Linked DNA regions of Homo sapiens: region 1 is linked to region 2. The links are chromatin contacts, found by Hi-C or POLR2A ChIA-PET in ENCODE. All regions are on one chromosome and are shown on one strand. The core of a region is the stretch at or near the end of the contact, and the rest is flanking DNA. Distances in the headings are between cores, read along the strand shown. Region 1 holds the start of HSALR1 (HSP90AB1 associated lncRNA 1). Region 2 holds the start of IL17C (interleukin 17C).

Evidence for each region. Hi-C counts contacts between places; a loop is a spot of excess contacts on that map. ChIA-PET counts read pairs that join two places held with the same protein, here RNA polymerase II (POLR2A). Pooled maps may share reads with other maps.
Region 1: a loop to region 2 is called in a pooled map, with 2.0 times the contacts of the local background. The contact joins the promoter of HSALR1 here to the promoter of IL17C in region 2. A Hi-C loop is called at or near these places in 1 of 37 single-sample maps with no recorded cell type and 2 of 50 pooled maps. POLR2A ChIA-PET finds 5 or more read pairs at or near these places in 2 of 52 experiments (Panc1 and activated B cell).

The regions. Positions count from the first base shown.
Region 1 is chr16:88,729,560-88,732,941 of GRCh38, reverse strand. HSALR1 (HSP90AB1 associated lncRNA 1) reads right to left here and starts at 1,762. Exons shown (of 3, transcript NR_103774.1): 1 at 1,494-1,762. PIEZO1 (piezo type mechanosensitive ion channel component 1 (Er blood group)) reads left to right here. Exons shown (of 51, transcript NM_001142864.4): 20 at 210-335; 21 at 407-607; 22 at 1,032-1,236.
Region 2 is chr16:88,637,067-88,640,082 of GRCh38, reverse strand. IL17C (interleukin 17C) reads right to left here and starts at 1,511. Exons shown (of 3, transcript NM_013278.4): 1 at 1,436-1,511; 2 at 774-1,102; 3 at 1-269. The coding sequence starts at 1,441. The coding sequence ends at 11. It overlaps LOC124903755 (a long non-coding RNA gene), which reads right to left. Exons shown (of 2, transcript XR_007065181.1): 2 at 2,649-3,016.

The DNA.
Region 1 (3,382 bases), core at 513-3,012, 93 kb before region 2:
CTTCACTCCCCCAGCCCCTGCCCGTGGTCTCCCTGTTTCTCAAACACCTGGTCCCCTTCCCCGTGAAGGTGGCTCCAAGGCTGGCAGCCCCCGTGTCCCTGGCTGGGGAGCAGTGGACCTGCCCCAGAGCTGTGGCTGTGGTGGGCTCCGGGCAGGGCCAGGGGGCACTGTGGCCTGGGAGGGGGCACTGATGCCTGGCCTCTTGCCAGCCCTTCCCCAACAGCACCAACTTGCTGCCCACGGAGATCAGCCAGTCCCTGCTGTACCGGGGGCCCGTGGACCCTGCCAACTGGTTTGGGGTGCGGAAAGGGTTCCCCAACCTGGGCTACATCCAGGTGAGTTGAAGGGCTGGTGGGCGGCTGGGCGGGCGAGTACCCGGCTGCCCCCTGACCCTTGCCCTCCGCAGAACCACCTGCAAGTGCTGCTGCTGCTGGTATTCGAGGCCATCGTGTACCGGCGCCAGGAGCACTACCGCCGGCAGCACCAGCTGGCCCCGCTGCCTGCCCAGGCCGTGTTTGCCAGCGGCACCCGCCAGCAGCTGGACCAGGATCTGCTCGGCTGCCTCAAGTACTTCATCAACTTCTTCTTCTACAAATTCGGGCTGGAGGTGAGGCAAGGACATTGCCTCCCCCTGGGGCAGGGCTTGGCCTTCGGGAGGGAGGGACGGCTGCACCGTGCAGGCACCGCAAGCCTGGCCCCACCTGGGTTTGCCTGGGCCACAGAGGGTGGGGGACTCAGGGCCAGGCACGGCTTCCCTGGACTCCTGTGGTGTGTCGGTGCTGACAACAGGCAGGGGGCCAAGTTAGATCTGCTCTACTGTACAGCCCACCTCCTGGAGCCTCAGTTTCCCCTGCACGATGGCAACTGCCAGCCACTCCTGCCCTCTTGACAGCGCCGCTGGCCCTGTCCTTGCTTGATGCCCGCAGCCTCCAGGCAGGGCTGCTGCAAGCCTGAGGCCTGCTGGGTGGGACAAGAAAGTCCCTCCCCCCAGACTCAGTGCATCCCCACACCCCGCCCTCTCCCCTCCCCAGATCTGCTTCCTGATGGCCGTGAACGTGATCGGGCAGCGCATGAACTTTCTGGTGACCCTGCACGGTTGCTGGCTGGTGGCCATCCTCACCCGCAGGCACCGCCAGGCCATTGCCCGCCTCTGGCCCAACTACTGCCTCTTCCTGGCGCTGTTCCTGCTGTACCAGTACCTGCTGTGCCTGGGGATGCCCCCGGCCCTGTGCATTGGTGAGGGGCACGTGGCTTGGGTGGGAGTGGGCTTTGTGGCTTTGTGGATGCCCGTGGGGGTGTTTCCCGCCTGCCCCAGACTCCTGTCCACCCTCCTAGACTTAGCCTTGGCCTCCTCCAGTCCCTCCTCTCTGCTCCACATCCTACCCAGGCGCCATCACCTGCATCCTGTCTCTCGGGGGCGGCCTGGCCCCCTCCAGGCTCTGCTGTTCTCTTTTCCTTTTTTGCCCAGTATTCTATCTTGAAATATTTCAAACCTTCAGGAAAGTTGTGAGTCACACAAGGAGCACTGCGTCCTCTCCGGGCCCCGTGCGGGTCGGCCGTGATGCCTCACACCCAAGTGCTGCCTCGAGCATGCGTCTCCTGGGTGAGGGTGTCTGAGCCCACAGCCCCACACCCGTGGTCCCGTCTCCTGGCAGTGCCATCGTCAAACGTGTCCTCTGCATTCAAACAGCCCCGGCCTCAGCACCCTTCTTTGTGGCCATTTGGTTTTCAGACGGGATCTGGTCTGATGTTTGCTCTAGTCTCTTGTCTTGGGTCTAAGCCGCCCCCGCCTCTCCTGTCTCTTGGGAAGTTCCGGAGGGAGGCCGGTAGCGTTGCTGACGCCGTGAGACTGGATTTGCGTGGCTGTCCTGGTGCTGCAGGTCTGCTCAAGGCACACAGCACCCTGCGGTCTGAGATGGGGAGTCACATTTGTGCACGTGGCCGGCTCAGGGGCGTCCCACCTGCCCCACAGTGGCACCCAGCCTGTTGGCACTGGTGGGCTGTGTGGGGTCAGCCTTGTGGTTTTACGAAACAGACTTTCTCTCTGCTGTCTCTGTGTGTCTGTCAGCTGGGATTCCCATCAAGGACAGCTGCCATTTGTTACTGGCTGCTTTCCAAGAATTCTGTCATCCGCAGACCCTGGGCCTCCCCTCTGCTGAGTGGGTCCTGGCCCCTCCGGCCACACACTGTTACATCATCTCCCCGTATTTGGCTGGGCATGGTGGTTCACGCCTGTGATGCCAGCACTTTGGGAGGCTGAGGCAGGAGCATCCCTTGAGGCCAGGAGTTTGAAACCACTCTGGTCAACATAGCAAGAACCCTTTTTTTTTTTTTTTTTTTTTTTGAGATGGAGTCTTGCTCTGTCACCCAGGCTGGAGTACACTGGCACAATCTCGGCTCACTGCAGCCTCCGCCTCCCGGGTTCAAGCAATTCTCCTGTCTCAGCCTCCCTCGTGGCTAGGATTACAGGCAAGCACCACCAGGCCCGGCTAATTTTTGTATTTTTAGTAGAGACGGGGTTTCACCATCTTGGCCAGGCTGGTCTTGAACTCCTGACCTCAGGTGATCCACCCGCCTCCCAAATTACAGGCCTCCCTCCTGGGATTACAGGCGTGAGCTGCCACGCCCGGCCCCGTCTTGTTTTCTGCTCCCAGGCGCTGCTGCCTCATCTTCTGCTACCCAGGCCCAGCCTTGTGCTCACAGCCATTGCTCCAGGGAGCCCAATCGAGTTCTAGGAGCGTGAGGTTTAGAGCCCGGGGTCTGGGCGCTGGGTGTGCCTGTTGCTACAGGGCTGCCTCAGCCTCTGGGCCCTCCAGCTCTTCCTTGTTGAAACATCTGCTTTCGAGCATCACCGAGGCCAGCTCCCCGTCTCCTGTCCACCTCTTCCTTGTTGAAATACCTGCTATCAAGCGTCACCTAGGCCAGCTCCCCTTCTTCTGCCTCCTTCCACGCGGCTGCGCCATGCAGTCGCCATCCTGTGAGATCAGCATGTCCTGGGTTCCCCAACATCGAGGGTAACTTTGTTTTTGTATCGTGAGGTTCCCTCTGTGGCAGATGGGGCTGTGGGTTCAGCATGTCCTGGGTTCCCCAGCATCGAGGGTCACTTTGTTTTTGGGTCGCGAGGTTCCCTCTGTGGCAGATGGGGCTGTGGGTTCAGCATGTCCTGGGTTCCCCAGCATCGAGGGTCACTTTGTTTTTGTGTCGCGAGGTTCCCTCTGTGGCAGATGGGGCTGTGGGTTCAGCATGTCCTGGGTTCCCCAGCATCGAGGGTCACTTTGTTTTTGGGTCGCGAGGTTCCCTCTGTGGCAGATGGGGGCTGTGGGTTCAGAATGTCCTGGGTTCCCCAGCATCGAGGGTCACTTTGTTTTTGGGTCACGAGGTT
Region 2 (3,016 bases), core at 262-2,761:
GCCTCGGCGGTCACACTGAACGGGGCAGCACGCAGGTGCAGCCGACGGGGACGTGGATGAACTCGGTGTGGAAGGCAAAGGCCCCAGGTGTGGGGAGCCCCGAGCCGTCGCGGGAGCAGGGCCGGCGGCGCAGCACCAGCAGGCTCTGGAGCAGCCGCACGGAGTTGAGCGCAGCTGTCTCGCGGCCCGTCCGTGCATCGATACAGCCTCTGCACAGGCACTCGGCGAAGGCCAGCTTCTGTGGATAGCGGTCCTCATCCGTGTCCACACTGCGGGACGGGGTGCACAGTGAGTCTCTGGCCCTACCCTGTCCTCCTGGAGGCCCCTCTCCCCTCAGGGCCCCTCTCCGTGTACTCAGGATAGGACCTGAGGCAGCGAGGGCTGAGCCACACGGGCTTGGGGTGCAGTCGGGCTCACATGTGGTGGTAATCCACGTCTCCCCAGGGCCCTCCAAGAGCACAGAGCAGGGTCCGGAGGCCTCTAGGAGCCTCCCTTCCACTTCATCACCCAGCCCCACTTCTGCAGGAGCTCAGGTGACGGGCCCAGAATTTCCCCAGGGGACCCTGGCCACCTAGGACAGTGGGAGGCAGGGCACGGCCAGCCGCAAGCAGCAGCTCAGCCGTCCAGGTCAGGAGGGCCGGAGGGAGGGAGCTCAGGTGGCCACGCCCACTTGACAGGTGAGAACCACCAAGGCCCAGAGAGCTCTCCGGGCAGTCAGGGCCCCGCCAGGGGAGGGGCAGCCCCACGCCACAGCGGAATCCCCAGGTCCTCACCGGTATCTCCAGGGTGAGATGGAGCGCTGGTGGGTGTCTGCCTCCAACACCTCCTCCGGCCGCAGCACCGGGCACTGGGTCGTAGCTGAGGGCCTCTCGTGCCTCCCCCTGTGGCTTGCTGCCTCCAGGCTGGACACCAGGGCTACAGGCAAAGCCTGCCCCCACTTGGCACCTCGAGCCAGCAGGTGTGGGGGGGCCTGGCCGAGGGGCAGTTCCTCAGCCGAGTAGCAGTGTGGGGTACCGTGACTGTGGGGGTGCCCCCTGAGGGAGGGGTCATGGTGGGCCAGGCATGTGTGCAGCCAGGTCAGAAACAGGAGGCCGGGGAGGAGCTGGTGAAACAGGCAGGTGGGTGGTTAGGAGGTGCCCAGGGCAGGGGGCACCTCACTTCCACCTCAGCTTTCCTTGTTCCCAGCGGAAAGATGGAGTACAGCCCTCCCTCTATAGATGGGGAAACTGAAGCCCAGAGAGGCTAGCCCTTCAGCCCAAGACACCCAGCATGCCAGCGCTCCGAGGATCTGCAGCTGCCTCCCCTACCCCCAGACTGAGGGGTTTCCCAGACCCCATCCCAACACCCTCCTCCCAGGCTCAGAGAACCCCAGCCCTTCCATGCCAGGCTGCACATCCAAGCAGCATCCATCCGAGCGGCATGTGGAGAGGCTCACCGTCATGGTGGCGGCAGCGGGGCAGGCTGGGCTTGGAGCGGCCTGCACACCTGGCGGCAATCCCACAGGTGCACCTGGCCATGCACCTGGCAGCAGCCGCTCTTATACCTGAGGCCACACCTGGGGGAAATTCCGGCACCACTTCCTCCTCGGGAAGTGCCCAGCTGGGGCGCTTCTTCCTTCTCTGGTCCCCGCAGCCCCCGCCTGCTGTGCATCAGGACACAGACATGCAAGGAGGCCCCGGGAGGCGCTGTCCTGTTACCCCCCTCCCCCGAGAGAGACTCCGCCCAACCTGAGCACCTACACAGGGTGCTGCCTTGTCTGACATTCTCAAACTTTTTTTTTTTTTTTGAGACAGGGTCTTGCTGTCACCCGAGCTGGAGGGAAATGGTGCTGTCCCAGCTCACTGCAACCTCCACATCCCAGGTTCAAGCGATTCTCCTGCCTCAGGCTTCCGAGTAGCTGGGATTACAGGCACCCCCCACCATGCCTGGCTAATTTTTGTATTTTTAGTACAGACAGGGTTTTGCCATATCGGCCAGGCTGGTCTGAGGCTCCTGACCTCAAGTGATCTGCTCGCCTTGGCCTCCCAAAGTGCTGGGATTACAGGAGTGAGCCACTGCGCCCAGCCTTGAACCTCCTATAAGAGGGTTTCTGCTTGCGTATCCGTCAGCACCTTGCTGATTCAACTTGTAGGTTTTCATCTGGACCTGATGGTGGCGGGGCGCTTTTGCACCCTATACAGTTCTTCTCCGTCTGCTGCTGGTGGGTGCCAAGGGTGGTTCAGTGTTTTAGCTGAGATGGTCAAGATCAGGTGAGGCTCACGTGCCCCCTTCACCCAGGTGGGAGAGGTCCCGGAGATGGGGGAGGCAGGCACGTCTTCAGGTCTCTGTTGGGTTTCTGTGTTGTTTTTTTTTTTGTTGTTTTTTTGAGGCGGAGTCTGACTCTGTCGCCCAGGCGGGGAGTACAGTGGTGCGATCTCGGCTCACTACAAGCTCAGCTTCCTGGGTTCACGCCATTCTCCTGCCTCAGCCTGCCGGGTAGCTGGGACTACAGGCGCCCGCCACCACACCTGGCTAATTTTTTTGTATTTTTAGTAGAGACGGGGTTTCACCATGTTAGCCAGGATGGTCTCGATCTCCTGACCTCGTGATCTGCCCACCTCGGCCTCGCAAAGTGCTGGGATCACAGGCATGAGTCACTGCACCCGGCCTGGGCTTCTGTGGTTTTATTGAGAAAAAAGTTCAAGCTAAAAAGTCTGAGTTGGAGGTGTGAGGAGTGAGGTGTGAGGTGTGAATGAGGCATGAGGCGTGAGGCGTGAGGTGTGAGGTGTGACCAGCACACACAGGAAGCTTTATGTAAGCGGGGCCGGGAGCTGCCTTTGGCCTCCTTGATCGGTGAGGCTGGCTGGGGGTGGGGGCGCTGGAGGTGCCTTTGTTTCCCCGGAAAGGGACAGCTGCAGCCAGAACTTGGGAAGGTTTGAATGCCGGGGGTTTGACGTCATCCTGAGGAGGGTTGTCCTGGAGTCCCCAGGGCCCCTGGCCACATCAGAGGTGGGGGAATCTGTCCGCCCTGGTCCCC